2 separate regions of the Homo sapiens genome follow, and region 2 is linked to region 1. Evidence: read pairs that join two places in POLR2A ChIA-PET (ENCODE). Cell type or tissue: OCI-LY7. All regions are shown on one strand.

The links. Peaks named below come from ENCODE experiments on the same cell type or tissue, not always from the same donor. Only the 100,000 strongest peaks of a DNase experiment are listed, where the experiment ranks them.
Region 2: POLR2A ChIA-PET joins it to region 1 with 14 read pairs; 2 of 35 experiments call an interaction of 5 or more read pairs at or near these places.

What each region holds. Positions count from the first base shown.
Region 1 is chr16:58,162,306-58,170,305 of GRCh38, forward strand. CSNK2A2 (casein kinase 2 alpha 2) reads right to left here. Exons shown (of 12, transcript NM_001896.4): 6 at 6,305-6,388; 7 at 5,380-5,490; 8 at 4,902-5,003; 9 at 4,279-4,379; 10 at 3,255-3,403; 11 at 1,749-1,842. The coding sequence ends at 1,766. Among named protein-coding and RNA genes, the nearest start is that of CSNK2A2, 32 kb to the right of the region's middle. In OCI-LY7, no CTCF peak of the experiment used is centred here; no DNase peak of the experiment used is centred here.
Region 2 is chr16:57,357,916-57,365,915 of GRCh38, forward strand. CCL22 (C-C motif chemokine ligand 22) reads left to right here and starts at 868. Exons shown (of 3, transcript NM_002990.5): 1 at 868-974; 2 at 2,522-2,645; 3 at 5,589-8,000. The coding sequence starts at 902. The coding sequence ends at 5,673. RefSeq lists a silencer at 4,830-5,011. In OCI-LY7, no CTCF peak of the experiment used is centred here; no DNase peak of the experiment used is centred here.

The DNA.
Region 1 (8,000 bases):
AGGTAGAACAAATGTTTACATTAGTATACAGAATGTGCAATGCAAGCAGGCAGCATTGGTATGAGAACCTTAACTGAATGCATTCCTTGGCTTTGGGATCTTATTTATTTTTTACTCTATAAACTCAACTCTATAATAAGAGAAGAGTTTCATTTGTATTTTAAGTTCCCACAGACCAAACGACAAAAATAGAATCTACATTTAGAGTAGGATCTGCTACCAATACCAATAAGATTTTATTGGAATATGGAATGTAAACAAATGTTTCAAACAAACATCTAACCTTATAAAAATGTATGGCATTATTAAATAGTTAATAAAGAAATCTTAAAGGGTGATGTGGTAGACACCTCTAGTTCTAGCCTAGGTGTGTGAAGTCCCCACAGCTGTGGCATGGCCCTGCAGCTGGGGTGAGGGGACTGCCTACAAACCATGTTGCTCCTGAGTCCCCAAAATGAAATCAGCCCTATTTTTGTTTAAACAAACTCTAGCTTTCTCTGCTAACATGAAGGTTTGCAAAATGGATCCAACACTTGCTCCGGGAGCACCATTTTCTTCCCCAAGCCCCTTGTATATTCCTCTGAGTTGCTTGAGTTTCAGATGACCCTGCCCACACAACTCTAGTACCTGCATGCAAGACAGACTTATCTTTGCCATCACATAAATGTATCACATATCAGAACTTACAAATGCATATTACCCTGATTACAGTGGGAAACTGTGTCTCATGGGGATAAAAGGAGGTGGGAGAGAGATATTTTTTTCCATAAGTCTTTCCTGAAAAAATTCTAATGGGATGTTTTCCTCCCTCGCCTTGCCTGAAGACTGACTTTCCAGCTTTAGTTATGGTTGTGAACAAAAAGGTCTCTGTTTCAGAGAGGTGCATTAAAATAGGCGCACACATAGGGATGTGCTGGGAAATGGTGAAGTTCTCCTTACAAGGCTGCCAAAAAAAAAAAAAAAAAAAAAAAAGAAAAAGCAACAAAAAAATAGCAACAAGATTTTATGGTTAGGGAAATCAACAAAGGTTATAGTGAGCTCCAAGTTATGCACTTAGCATGGAACTTTTGATGATAACCATGGACCAGTTCATGGCATTGCAAGGTTTCGTGATCCCTCCTGACATCAAAGAGGACTCTTGTGAAAGTGACTGCAGTTTGCTCCCAAATGAATCCACTTGGAGGAAAACTGCGGGGATGAGGTACATTTCCTGGAGAGCTCATGTCATTAAAAAATACATAAAACGTGGATTTGTAAAGAGCTTAAAAAAAAAATACTGTCACTGTTTTAATATCTCCTTTTTGTAAATGAGGCTGGTGTGTCAGTATAGACTGCTGACATTTCGCTAAGACTTGAGCCTGAATTTCACCAAAGGAAACCCAGACCACAATGGAATAGATAGGAAGTCAGACATTCAGAGCTTGTTGACTGAATGGGTTAATTCAACAGTGGTGCCCTGTTAAACAAAGGTAAATGTACAACAACTCCGAGTCTCTATCTCCCATGCATTCCAAAGGCAGAGCTCCTTCAGATCCTGAACTAGGTGCATCCCCATGCTGCCACAGTGACAGCTCCCTGGAGACTAGCACTGGGGAGTTTCTTTCTTGCTTTTTGACAGACTTTTAGGTCTTTACTCTTCTGTGCATTTAGAAGGAATGATAAGAATTTCTTTTTATCACACTGTAGTTTTCCTTCAAGGTTTGTGTTTGGTTGGTTGGTTTTATTGGCAAGCATCAATGCCGCATTACCCGTCGCTTTCCAGTCTTCATCGTGCTGCCGTGAGACCACTGGAAAGCACAGCATTGTCTGCACAAGGCTGGGACTGCTCCTTCACCACAGGGTCTGCAAGAAAGCAGGAGGAAAGTCAGGCAATCAGGGTGGTGAGTGCTGAGAGAAGCCCATGGCAAACCCACCCTTTCAACGGAAAGAGAGACAGACTGATGGGCAAGCCAGGGTCAGGGGGGCAACAGGAGAGACGGAAATCACGGAATTCCAGCCATATAAAAACCAAACACTGAAAAATGATCAGGGAAATTGTTATTGCAGTCAACTCTTACCCTTCCTCGGAGTACAGACTCAATGCTAAGAGGCATAGAAACTCTAATTTCCCACTGTTCAAATTTCTACATTTATTTTCTTTCAATATTAATATCATCTCTAACCCCTAATTTCTTCAAAGCATGTAGAATAACAAGCACTTCAAAGGAAAGGTGAGTAAAAAGAGCCATCAGAAGACCTATCCATTTTAAGCAACCGTAGTTTGAAATTTTTTAAATTGAAGTATGACATATATTCAGAAAAGCAGAAAGATCATTAATGACATGTCATAAACATCAGTATTCCTAATTTGATCTAACTCGGGTAAAAACAGCTTTCTGTGCCAGACACTGGGGCGGGGACATCTGAGTTTCCTGGGGCTGAGGTCTAGAAGGCTGAAGGCTTTTCCATTTGCGGTCTCCCTTATGCATATGGGCCACAGGCTCAAGACTACAGCGACACATTCTTCAGGCAAGAATTTAGTTCATCTCCAGAGGAAATCAAAGGAGAGGGAAAGACAGCATGTTTGTTAAGCCAGAGACAACGACTTTAAGGGGTGAACGTTTCCCTCTTGATTCAGAAAGCGACTGAGGTAAGTCTCTCAACCTCCCTGCTCCCCAGGAAGGAGACTGATAATAGGAGGAAGTTTATTTGAAACACACGTTATCAGAGGAAAGAACCATACACATGCAGAAGAATAAGCAAACACGCAAAGTGAATCCACACACACTTCTAAGTGAGCAGTTCAGTCAAGATTTCAGTGAGGCCTCTCCACACTTACTTCCCTTTCCTCAAATTCCTTTCGTCCATCCATCTGTTCATCTCCTTCTTTCAAAACATACAATAGTTATCTTACTACTTTTAACTAATTACTAGTTTTCTGAGGGGAGAAATAATCTTCAATTAGGTTTCCACACAAATATATGTATGTTTAAAAAGAAATTTTAGAAACTTGCGATCTATTAACTCAGGGTAACAGGGAGTAGTCAAACAGCTTGAACTCCGGGGAGATACATTCAGTGAATAAGCAAACACCTTTGGTGATCAAGAAACGGATCTGCAAAGTTGTCTCAATCATCTACGATAAATGAGGCCAAATTCTAGGAATAATCCAATCCAAATACCCTAGAATTCTCCTGACTGGTCTCAAAGACAAAGAGTGGAAGATTTGTTCTCTTGACTGAATTACTCCCTGAACACAGTCCCTGGAGACTCACAGAAGTATGGGTGCTCCATGGCCTCTTTGGCAGTCAGTCTCTGTTGATGGTCGTATCGCAGAAGTTTGTCCAGAAGATCTAGGGCCTCAGGGCTGACAAGGTGTCTGTTCTCACTATGGATAAAGTTTTCCCAGCGTTTCCGTGAATGTCTGAGAAGAAAAATGAAGCATTAGTAACCAGAGACTAAATTCAACAAGAATCCTTATCTACTAGGGCTAAAGCCAACAAAATCTCAGAATAATGTACTGATTACAAGCTTGTTAAATCTCTAACTGGTGCCTGCCCTACGGCCCCATAGTTACAGCATAGCATCCTGAAACACAATGGTGCTCTGTGATTAGAAAAATACAACTAGGTAAAACTTCTATATCTCATTTAGAATATGTGGAACCTTTCTAGATTATTTTTTATGCTGTAGACTTTTAGTCAATTCTGGGTGGCATGCAGAAGAGTGGGCAATTTTTATTGGTCAGCAGATATATTTCCCAGGGCTAGCCTCAGAAACAGGGAGGTTCCATAAAATACTGTTTGAAAACTGTTAACAAAATGTTTACTTCTCAACATTATTGCAATGTACCTGAAAACTCAATGTGCTTTAAAATTTGCTATTGTATAGAAAATCCATTACAGAGAACAAGAAGAAATTGTAAGTCCACCTTGAAGAGATATGAAGTAAATAAAATAAAATATAATAAAAAACAAACTAAGTCTCTTATTCAAAGAATCATTGCTCTCCAAGTTTGGCCATTAAAAATAAGCTTTTGCTGTACCAGAAAACTTTTTTCTATAACATTATGATTTTTGTTTTACCTTTTCTATTAATAGGTTATCTCTCAGAGAAGTAAAATGATTAAAAGACATAAAGTCCAAATATCTCAATAAGTTAAAAGAAAATATGCATAGGAAAAAAGAGGGCTACTTCCATTTTACTATAATCAGAATGGGAAAAGAAAGTGATTTTGGCTAACCTTTCCACTTCTGAAACGGGGTAAGGTAAAGCACTCTCTCTCTCTCTCTTACTTACTGTCCCAGGATATCGTTGAAGTGTGGATCTAGGTCTATGTGATACTTCTTCAGATACCCATACAGTTCTTCTGTACCCAGAACCTTGGCAATGCGAACAAGCTGAAACACAAAACAAACTGACCAAATCACTGAGCACAGAACACACCATGAGCCCGTGAGGACACTGCACCAAGGAATCAGAAGACTTCCACACCACTAAACCTCTAGGAACGAGATACAAACCCAGGTCCAGGGCAGGCAGACAGACCCAAGGACAAGAAGTTCACATGAATGCAAATTTCCAAACGGCCTTTAAAATAATACAACTTACGATAATAATCTTCTAGAGGTGGACCAGTACAGGGCATCACAATCTAATGACTAAAATCTAGTTTTATTAGACAAGGAGGTGCCTGACTTCTTCACAGATTCACTTTGGAAGTTTGGCATAGATGGCATTATCTGCCTCTACTTCTGCGGACCTGGTAAACACAAAATTCTGTGCGATCTTTATCTTGAAGAAAAGCTCATATGCAGACACTGAGTGATACTTAGTGGCTCAAGGATAGTATTCTTATCTAAGGATGCTATTTTTTTGGCATTCACCCCCAAATAAATAAGAACCAGAAAGCATTTGCTCACCTGGTCATAGTTGTCCTGTCCATGGAAGAATGGTTCCCTTCGAAAGATCATGCTTGCTAACATACAGCCCAAACTCCACATGTCCAAGCTATAATCATACATCTGAGGCAATAAGGACAACGCATTAGCCAAGGGTATTAGAAATCCATTTTTCTGATATAAATTTCTTTTTTAGACGAGATTGGGCGTGTTCAGGGTGGTATGGCCATAGATAATTTATTTAAAAAAAATTTTTTTTAACTTCCTGGCTCCTAGAAATGATCTGAATTTCTAGTCTTCATTTAACCTTTGCAGATATTTTAGATTTAAAAACTTCTCTGTCCCCCCAAAAAACTAGCTGAGAAAAAACTAAAATCAGCATTTTAGGGTGAAATAATGGCTGGGTTTTGAGTGTATTCAAACTGACTAGATCAACAGCAAACCAGAAAAGCCCTAAGCAAGTATAAATAACCCAGAATAGCTCTGCTAACAAGTTTACCTGATAGTCCACGAGGAGCTCTGGTCCCTTGAAGTACCTTGAGGCTACACGAACATTGTACTCCTGAGCAGGATGATAGAATTCTGCCAGACCCCAATCTATCAGTCGCAGCTACAAATAGGACAGAAAAAAACATGTGAAAGGAGTGTTTCTAGACGCCTATGCCTTAGAACAAGGCCACATCACATTAGGTAACAATCATTTGGCCACACAAAAAATGTGAGCAGGTGCACTGGCTTAAAAATTACATTTTCAGCAATCGTGCAAGAGGTCATTTTTAGAGCAGAACACTTGAAATGCTTTTTGAAAAAATTTTAAATTATCCTGGTTCATCCCTCTCTCTAGATCAACAGAGCTCAACCTTTTTTTCTGCCCACATTCAGAAACTGTAGGCAGTTACACTTGGTAACACATTCTCCCATCATTCATAGCTTTTCGTTATAAGCTCCAGGCGTCAGTGAAAGGGCTGGGGACACACATCCCACTCCAGGACTGAAGCATTGCTCTAATGATTTATTCGTCTAATACTAGATGATCCATTTACTCACTGATTAGGGCCAACAGAGTTGGATATCAAAAATAGGAGGGACCCAAGTGTTCTTTTAAGGCCAGGCAGATTGGTCTGCGGGTCATCAAGAAATGAAGCAGAAACCACCAGCTGTAATTTCTTTCTGAGGCCCTCCAGAAAACTATGACCAAAATAAACAAGTGACTATAGTTAGTTACTATAGTTAAACCGTCTACTTTCCTTGTGTACTACACTATACAAAGTAGAAATCAACAATGGAGATGGGAGAAATCACAGTAACGAAAGTTTGCCAAAAAACCCACCACGGGTCTACAGAAACCATCATGGCACTGGACAGCTTTTTGGTCTGCTCTAAGCCTTTTAATCAAGCTTGTTGCTGCCTGGCTGTAATGGTACCTTTTTCTGTTGGTGATCTATCATGACATTGTGAGGTTTCACATCCCTGTGCATGATTCCCTTGCTGTGGCAGTAATCCAGAGCCTATTAGGTAAGAAAGCACAGATAATAGTAAGCAACCCCTCTACCATCCCCCAACGCAAGCATAGTCTTATTGTTTGTGACACCTTGACTTGAATACAGTCCCCCAACGGGCAGCTTGCTGCCTGTAATGAAAGAGAAAAAAAGCGTGCTTCAGAAGGCACCCCTTGCTCTCTCTGCACACTACAGCTGGTAGAAAGGGGGTATGAAGGGAATGGCAAGGGCTATGAGGAAGATTTCTTTTTTTTTTTTTTGAGATGGAGTCTTGCTCTGTCGCCCAGGCTGGAGTGCAGTGGTGCAATCTCGGCTCACTGCAAGCTCTGCCTCCCGGGTTCACGCCCTTCTCCTGCCTCAGCCTCCCGAGTAGCTAGGACTACAAGTGCCTGCCACTACGCCCAGCTAATTTTCTGTATTTTTAGTAGAGACAGGGTTTCACCGTGTTAGCCAGGATGGTTTCAATCTCCTGACCTCGTGATCCGCCAGCCTCGGCCTCCCAAGGTACTGGGATTACAGGTGTGAGCCACTGTGCCCAGCCGAGGAAGATTTCTTTAAAAGAGGGGGTGATGAGGCCAGGCACAGTGACTCATGCCTGTAATCCTAGCACTTTGGGAGGCCGAGGCAGGTGGATCACTTGAGGTCAGGAGTTCGAGACTAGCCTGGGCAACACGGCTATACTAAAAATACAAAAGTTAGCTGGGCGTGGTGGTGCGTGCCTGTAATCCCAGCCACTCGACTGGGCTGAGGCTGGAGAACTGCTTGAACCTGGGAGGTGGAGGCTGCAGTGAGCTGAGATGGTGCCACTGCACTCCAGCCTGGGCAAGAAAGGCGGGCAGTGGGGAGGGGGGTGTGTGTGTGGGATGATAAACCAGACTTTGGAACCTCACTGGAGTCACCTCTCATAATGGTTCAAAGGACAGACCAGCATCTATGTGGACATGAAGAATGACATTCAAATACATCTTTCAGTATGGCTTATTTTGTACATAAGGGTCCCACGTGGGTTTTCTAGATGACCAAGTATTAGTATTTTCCTTAATATAATCCCTGAGCCAGCTAGCCTTTAAGACTTATCATTATAAGGCCAGGCATGGTGCTCATGCCTGTAATCCCAGAACTTTCGGAGGCAGGCAGATCACTTCAGGTCAGGAGTTCAAGACCAGCCTGGCCAACATGGCGAAACTCCACCTCTACTAAAAATACAAAAAATTAGCCAGGCAAGGTGGTGGGCACCTCTAGTCCCAGCTACTTGTGGGGCTAAGGCACGAGAATTGCCTGAACCTGAGAGGCGGAGGTTGCAGTGAGCCGAGATGGCACCATTGCACTTCAGCCTGGGCAACAAAGCGGGTCTCAAAAAAAAAACAATTATCATTACATATTATTCCAAGGGAGAAAATTGCTTTGTTTAAGATGATTGATATGCAGATAAGATTTTATGTATATAATGGTTTTTCACAAATTTAAAAAGCTGTGCAACCATTACCACAATCCAGTTTTAGAACATCTCCATCACTCCTAAAATTTTTCTTGAGCTTGTCTGTAGTCAATCCCCTTTCCTAACTTCTCCCAACCCCTCCGTGCCCTGCCCACAACCACTGACCTGCTATTTGCTGGTATA
Region 2 (8,000 bases), 800 kb before region 1:
CCGGGACCTGCCTTTAGGTGAATGGGGAGCCACGGCAGGGTTCTGAAGCAGGAGAGAGAGTGTGTAGCTCTGGACCACTCACGCTGGCTGCTGCAGGGTGGGGATGGCATTGAGGAGGCCAGCATCCCAGCCTGAGGTGGAGGTGGCCTGGACTGGGCAGGAACAGTGGGGTTGGAGAGAAGGAGCAGATCTGAGAGAGATTTAGGAAGCAGAATCAACGGGACATGGACATGGTGAGGGACTGAGACAGGAGTGGGGGAGGGAGAGCCCGGCAGCCACTGGGAAGGAAGATCAGGCAGGACAGAAGTGTGGGTAGATGCTTTCCATAAACCGTTGAGAAATCCACGACCTGGCCCAAATGTGGACTTCACGAGAAGCCCCAGATGGGTCAATGGGTCCATAGGCCTCTCCCATTGAAGAGAGACCAGTAATGCCGTCATTAAGGGTACAAGACAGGCCTCAATTCTAGGTGAGGGTTGGTCCACGTTCTCACTTGATTTACAACCAGTGAAGTCAACAGAGCTGTGAAACCATCTCCCCCATTTCCAGATGGGGAAACCAAGTCCCAGAGACACCCAGACATGGCCAAGGCCACACAGTGCAGAGACCCTGGGGAGCACAAGCCTCTAAGAGGGGGATTTTACAAGTCTGTCTGAAACCAGAGGCGAGGACAGAGTTGAGGGGGGGTCCCCTCTGAGTGGTTCCCCGCCAAAGAGAATTTCTCCACTTTGGAGGAAGTGGGAGGTAGTTCTTCTTTTGAGATGTGAATGTCAAGTGACTCTGGGCACCCCGGTGACTAAGAGGTAAGTAAGTGAGGCTTGTGGGTGGAGCCAGCACCTTAAATAGCAGGTCTTCCTATGTCCCTTTGCAGACACCTGGGCTGAGACATACAGGACAGAGCATGGATCGCCTACAGACTGCACTCCTGGTTGTCCTCGTCCTCCTTGCTGTGGCGCTTCAAGCAACTGAGGCAGGTGAGGCTGGGGAGCAGGAAGACCCCCTACAGAGGCCAGGGCAGACGGTGGGGTGTCTTCCTCATGTCTTGGACAAGCACTGGACCAAGAGCAGAAGACCTCAGTCTGCTGTTGGCTCTTGCGGCCTTCGGCTAGTTGCAGTGCTTCTCTGGGCCTCAGTTTACAAGTCTGTTGAATGGGCAGTCTTGAAGACTTGGAGTCTAGGATCTGTCTCACCTGGGTTGGGGGTTGTGGTGGGCATAGCCTCGGGATCTCCTGCCCCAGAAAACTCAAGCATAGGGCCCTAGGGGTGTGGGTGAGGAGCTTCTAAGGGTCAGGTCTGAGTGGGGGAAGGCAGGGCTGGGGCAAGGGGTTCTCCCTTGGAAAGCTGGTGCTGCCCTCCCACCATCCATTTTTTAAAATGTTATTATTATTATTTTTTATTTTATTTTATTTTATTTTTTGAGACACAGTTTCACTCTTGTTGCCCAGGATGGAGTGCAGTGGGGCAATCTTGGCCCACTGCAACCTCTACCTCCCAGGTTCAAGCGATTCTCCTGCCTCAGCCTCCTGAGTAGCTGGGATTACAGGCATGCACCACCACACCTGGCTAATTTTTGTATTTTTAGTGGAGACAGGGTTTCACCATGTTGGCCAGGCTGGTCTCAAACTCCTGACCTCAGATGATCCTCCCACCTCAGCCTCCCAAAGTGCTGGGATTACAGGCATGAGCCACTGCGTCTAGCCTAAATTTATTTTTTATTTCATTTTATTTATTTATTTTTTGAGATGGAGTCTCTGTTGCCCAGGCTGGAGTGCAGTGGCGCAATCTCAGCTCACTGCAACCTCCACCTCTGGAGTTAAAGTGATTCTCCTGCCTCAGCCTCCTGAGTAGCTGGGATTACAGGCACCTGCCACCATGCCCGGCTAATTTTTGTATTTTTAGTAAAGATGGGGTTTCACCATGCTGACCGGTCTTGTCTCGAACTCCTGACCTCAAGTGAAACTCCCATCTTGGCCTCCCTAAGTGTTAGGATTACAGGCGTGAGCCACTGCTCTGGGCTCACTATCCATTTTTGTCCAGAACCTGTCCTCAGCATGGATTCCTGACTCCTCTTCTCCACCCCACTCTATACTTTTGCTGTGTTGGGTGGAGGAGTGAGCACTGGAGTGGGGTCAGGCAGCTATAAACAAGAATTGCTCCCAGCTGCTGGGCTTTCTGAGTGCTTTTCATGCATTAAAGACCCTCTGAAGCTGGTACTGTTATTACCCCTTTGGTCAGAGGAGGAAATTGGGCCTCAGGCTACAGCTGATGCTTAGTTGTTCTGAATCCCCGCTCCTAGAGCTGACTGTCCCAGAGTGTAGACATTGGACCCTAAGTGGCTTCTCAGAAGCTCCAAGGGTAGGGTCTTGGAGGGCTCAGAATCCTCTGGTCACCATCCTTCCACATGAGAACAGAAAAACTGCATCTCTTTCCTGGAGCCTGGAGAGGCCGAGATCAGGGGCTGGGGCCGAGGGTGACCTCTCTGGGCTCCAGCTTGTGAATTCACTGGGGACCCCTCCCCTAGGCCCCTACGGCGCCAACATGGAAGACAGCGTCTGCTGCCGTGATTACGTCCGTTACCGTCTGCCCCTGCGCGTGGTGAAACACTTCTACTGGACCTCAGACTCCTGCCCGAGGCCTGGCGTGGTGTGAGTAGGGAGCTGGGGCCACAGGGCCTTGGTGGGCCTGACGGGTACAGCCTGGGATGGCCCAGGTGCTGGTGGGTGGGACACACCCAGGGATGAGAGGAATGTGGCAGGGCTACCAGATGCCTGCCAGGATGGCTTGGCTGGAAGAGATGGCTCAGTTCAGGCTTGGGTGGACTACAAACAAAAATAATGTGATCGTTTAGCCAATATCCTCAGGCGCTTACTAGGTGCCAGGCAACATGTCAGGTTCTGAGGATGCAGAGCTGAGTGAACAGGGTGCCACCACAGTGTGGGTATGGCAGTAGGTAGTCAGTAGCTGTGGCATCTAGGGTATTTGGGTATAGCAGGTATAGGAGTATACCTAGTGCCACTGAGTCAGCAAAGATGCTCCCAGGTTCTGGGCAAAAATGGATGGTGAACCAGGCGTGGTGGCTCATGCCTGTAATCCCAGCACTTTGGGAGGCCGAGGCAGGCAGATCACTTGAGGTCAGGAGTTCAAGATCAGCCTGGTCAACATGGTGAAACCCCATCTCTACTAAAAATACAAAATTAGCTGAGTGTGATGGTGCGTGCCTGTGGTCCCAGCTACTTGGGAGGCTGAGGCAGGAGAATCATTTGAACCTGGAAGGTGGAGGTTGCAGTGAGCCGAGATCGCTCCACCTCACTCCAGCCTGGGCAACAGAGGGAGACTCTGTCTCAAAAAAAAAAAAAAAAAAAAAATGCTCACACCAGAAGTGTCTTGGATCCTCTCCAGGCTCCCAGAAGTCCAAGGCAGCCCATTTTGACCAGAAGAATAACATTAAGAGCTAAAATTTCCAAGGTGCCTCCCGAGTGCCAGGCACTGTTCTGATCATTACCTGTGTTAACTGGTTTAATTCTCACAACAATCCTACGAGGAAGTTCAACGATTCCCATGGTAGAGATGGAGAAACAGGCTTAGCAAGGGACAGTGACCTGCTCAAGGCTGCCCAGGTTGGAGCCAGAACTCACTCCTGGTTCCTCGTTCAGGGCTTTCTCCTGAGTTTCTTGTTCTCCTTTGCTTCTTTCTCTGGCTTCTTTGCCTCCTTTTCCCTGGCCTGGGGCCTGCACCTGCACCTGGCTGGGTGACAAGTCCTGCCCTCTCTGCGGTAGCCTCTCTGGCTGCTTCTCCAACTGCTCAGAGCCTGCTGCCTACCAAATCTCACACCTGGGGAGGCTGGGTTTGGGGACTCATGACCCACTTTGGGCCTCTATTATCTTCTCATCTTCCTCCTCCTTATTGCTGACACCATCTCTTAGAGGGATCTGCAGGTGAATAATAAAAAAGGCTGAAGCAGGAAGCCCTCCCAGAGTTCTTGTCTCTTTAACTCTGAGCCTCAGTTTCCCCAACAGTATAATGAAGTAATAACCTAAACTTATTTGACTTATTTGTATTTATCAAACACATAGAGAGTGCTTGCTAAGTGCTAGGCTCTGCCGTAAGCACTTTATAAATATGAACTCATTTAATCCTTGAAACAATCCTATGCAGTAGGTGCCATCGTGACCCCCTTTTCACAGGTGAGGAAATGAGCACAAAAAGGTTAGGGGGCCTCTTGAGCATTACAGGGCACAGTAATAGTAAGAGGAAGGTGAAGAGCTCAATGTCTGGCACATAATAGATGCTCAATTGCTGGGCATGTAGTGCTTCTCAGTTACTTGGGAGGCTGAGGCAGGAGGATTTCCTGAGCCCTGGATTTTGAGGCCAGCCTGGAAACTTACTGAGACTCTGTCTTTATTTCATTTTTTTAAATAAAAAAGGCTGAGTGCAGTGGCTTACACCTGTAATCTCAGGACTTTGGGAGGCTGAGTTGGGAGGATCACTTGAGGCCAGGAGTTCAAGACAAGCCTCAATAGAGTGAGACCCTGTCTCTAAAATCAATCAATCAATCAATCAAATCATATGTGATCACTGGATTTTGAGCCAGAAGGGACCCTAGAAAGAATGTGTCTGGAGGCTCAGAGTAGTTAAGTGATATTATAAGACTCTTGGGGATTCTGGCTTGGCGCAGTGGCTCACTCCTATAATCCTAGCCTTTGGGAGGCCGAGACAGGCAGGATCACTTGAGGTCAGAAGTTCAAGAGCAGCCTGGCCAACATGGTGAAAACCTATCTCTACTAAAAATACAAAAATTAGCTGGGTGTTGTGGCGGGCACCTGTAATCCCGGCTACTCGGGAGCCTGAGGCAGGAGGATCGCCTGAACCCAGGAGTTGGAGGTTGCAGTGAGCCAAGATCGTACCACTACACTCCAGCCTGGGTGACAGAGACTCCATCTCAAAAAATAAAAACAAAACAAAACAAAACAAAAACAAAAACAAAACCCAACTCTTGGGGATTCTATTTCATGGCCTGATCTGGAACTCAAGGCTGGGATTCAAGAGCTGAGGGTCCTGGAAGTCCTTGCTGCCTCTTCCTCTTTTTTTTTTTCTTGACACGGGGTCTCATTCTGTTGCCTAGGCTGGAGTACAGTGGAGCAGAGATCTGGGCTCACTGCAGCCTTGACCTCCTGAGTCCAAGCAATCCTCCCACCTCAGCCTCCCAAGTAGCTGAGATCACAGGCAGATGTCACCATGCCTGGCTGACTTGTACGTTTTTGTAGAGACAGGGTTTTGCCATGTTGCCCAGGATGGCCTTAAACCCCTAGGCTCAAACAATCCTCCTGCCTCGGCCTCCCAAAGTGCTGGGATTACAGGCGTGAACTCCTGGCCTCCTCTTCCTCCTGAGAAATATTCTTTTCACACCACAGGTGGCTTGTAAATTTTGAACCACTCTATTTAGCAGATAATGTCATATGTAGTAGGTGACTCATAAATGCTGAGCCCTGCATAAAGTAGGTGGCTCATAAATGCTAAGCTCCCGAGGGTGTGGCATCCTTGCTGCGTGCTAATGTTGCTGCATTGTCTCTGGGGTCTCCTTCTTCCAGGTTGCTAACCTTCAGGGATAAGGAGATCTGTGCCGATCCCAGAGTGCCCTGGGTGAAGATGATTCTCAATAAGCTGAGCCAATGAAGAGCCTACTCTGATGACCGTGGCCTTGGCTCCTCCAGGAAGGCTCAGGAGCCCTACCTCCCTGCCATTATAGCTGCTCCCCGCCAGAAGCCTGTGCCAACTCTCTGCATTCCCTGATCTCCATCCCTGTGGCTGTCACCCTTGGTCACCTCCGTGCTGTCACTGCCATCTCCCCCCTGACCCCTCTAACCCATCCTCTGCCTCCCTCCCTGCAGTCAGAGGGTCCTGTTCCCATCAGCGATTCCCCTGCTTAAACCCTTCCATGACTCCCCACTGCCCTAAGCTGAGGTCAGTCTCCCAAGCCTGGCATGTGGCCCTCTGGATCTGGGTTCCATCTCTGTCTCCAGCCTGCCCACTTCCCTTCATGAATGTTGGGTTCTAGCTCCCTGTTCTCCAAACCCATACTACACATCCCACTTCTGGGTCTTTGCCTGGGATGTTGCTGACACCCAGAAAGTCCCACCACCTGCACATGTGTAGCCCCACCAGCCCTCCAAGGCATTGCTCGCCCAAGCAGCTGGTAATTCCATTTCATGTATTAGATGTCCCCTGGCCCTCTGTCCCCTCTTAATAACCCTAGTCACAGTCTCCGCAGATTCTTGGGATTTGGGGGTTTTCTCCCCCACCTCTCCACTAGTTGGACCAAGGTTTCTAGCTAAGTTACTCTAGTCTCCAAGCCTCTAGCATAGAGCACTGCAGACAGGCCCTGGCTCAGAATCAGAGCCCAGAAAGTGGCTGCAGACAAAATCAATAAAACTAATGTCCCTCCCCTCTCCCTGCCAAAAGGCAGTTACATATCAATACAGAGACTCAAGGTCACTAGAAATGGGCCAGCTGGGTCAATGTGAAGCCCCAAATTTGCCCAGATTCACCTTTCTTCCCCCACTCCCTTTTTTTTTTTTTTTTTGAGATGGAGTTTCGCTCTTGTCACCCACGCTGGAGTGCAATGGTGTGGTCTTGGCTTATTGAAGCCTCTGCCTCCTGGGTTCAAGTGATTCTCTTGCCTCAGCCTCCTGAGTAGCTGGGATTACAGGTTCCTGCTACCACGCCCAGCTAATTTTTGTATTTTTAGTAGAGACGAGGCTTCACCATGTTGGCCAGGCTGGTCTCGAACTCCTGTCCTCAGGTAATCCGCCCACCTCAGCCTCCCAAAGTGCTGGGATTACAGGCGTGAGCCACAGTGCCTGGCCTCTTCCCTCTCCCCACCCCCCCCCCAACTTTTTTTTTTTTTTATGGCAGGGTCTCACTCTGTCGCCCAGGCTGGAGTGCAGTGGCGTGATCTCGGCTCACTACAACCTCGACCTCCTGGGTTCAAGCGATTCTCCCACCCCAGCCTCCCAAGTAGCTGGGATTACAGGTGTGTGCCACTACGGCTGGCTAATTTTTGTATTTTTAGTAGAGACAGGTTTCACCATATTGGCCAGGCTGGTCTTGAACTCCTGACCTCAAGTGATCCACCTTCCTTGTGCTCCCAAAGTGCTGAGATTACAGGCGTGAGCTATCACACCCAGCCTCCCCCTTTTTTTCCTAATAGGAGACTCCTGTACCTTTCTTCGTTTTACCTATGTGTCGTGTCTGCTTACATTTCCTTCTCCCCTCAGGCTTTTTTTGGGTGGTCCTCCAACCTCCAATACCCAGGCCTGGCCTCTTCAGAGTACCCCCCATTCCACTTTCCCTGCCTCCTTCCTTAAATAGCTGACAATCAAATTCATGCTATGGTGTGAAAGACTACCTTTGACTTGGTATTATAAGCTGGAGTTATATATGTATTTGAAAACAGAGTAAATACTTAAGAGGCCAAATAGATGAATGGAAGAATTTTAGGAACTGTGAGAGGGGGACAAGGTGGAGCTTTCCTGGCCCTGGGAGGAAGCTGGCTGTGGTAGCGTAGCGCTCTCTCTCTCTGTCTGTGGCAGGAGGCAAAGAGTAGGGTGTAATTGAGTGAAGGAATCCTGGGTAGAGACCATTCTCAGGTGGTTGGGCCAGGCTAAAGACTGGGATTTGGGTCTATCTATGCCTTTCTGGCTGATTTTTGTAGAGACGGGGTTTTGCCATGTTACCCAGGCTGGTCTCAAACTCCTGGGCTCAAGCGATCCTCCTGGCTCAGCCTCCCAAAGTGCTGGGATTACAGGCGTGAGTCACTGCGCCTGGCTTCCTCTTCCTCTTGAGAAATATTCTTTTCATACAGCAAGTATGGGACAGCAGTGTCCCAGGTAAAGGACATAAATGTTACAAGTGTCTGGTCCTTTCTGAGGGAGGCTGGTGCCGCTCTGCAGGGTATTTGAACCTGTGGAATTGGAGGAGGCCATTTCACTCCCTGAACCCAG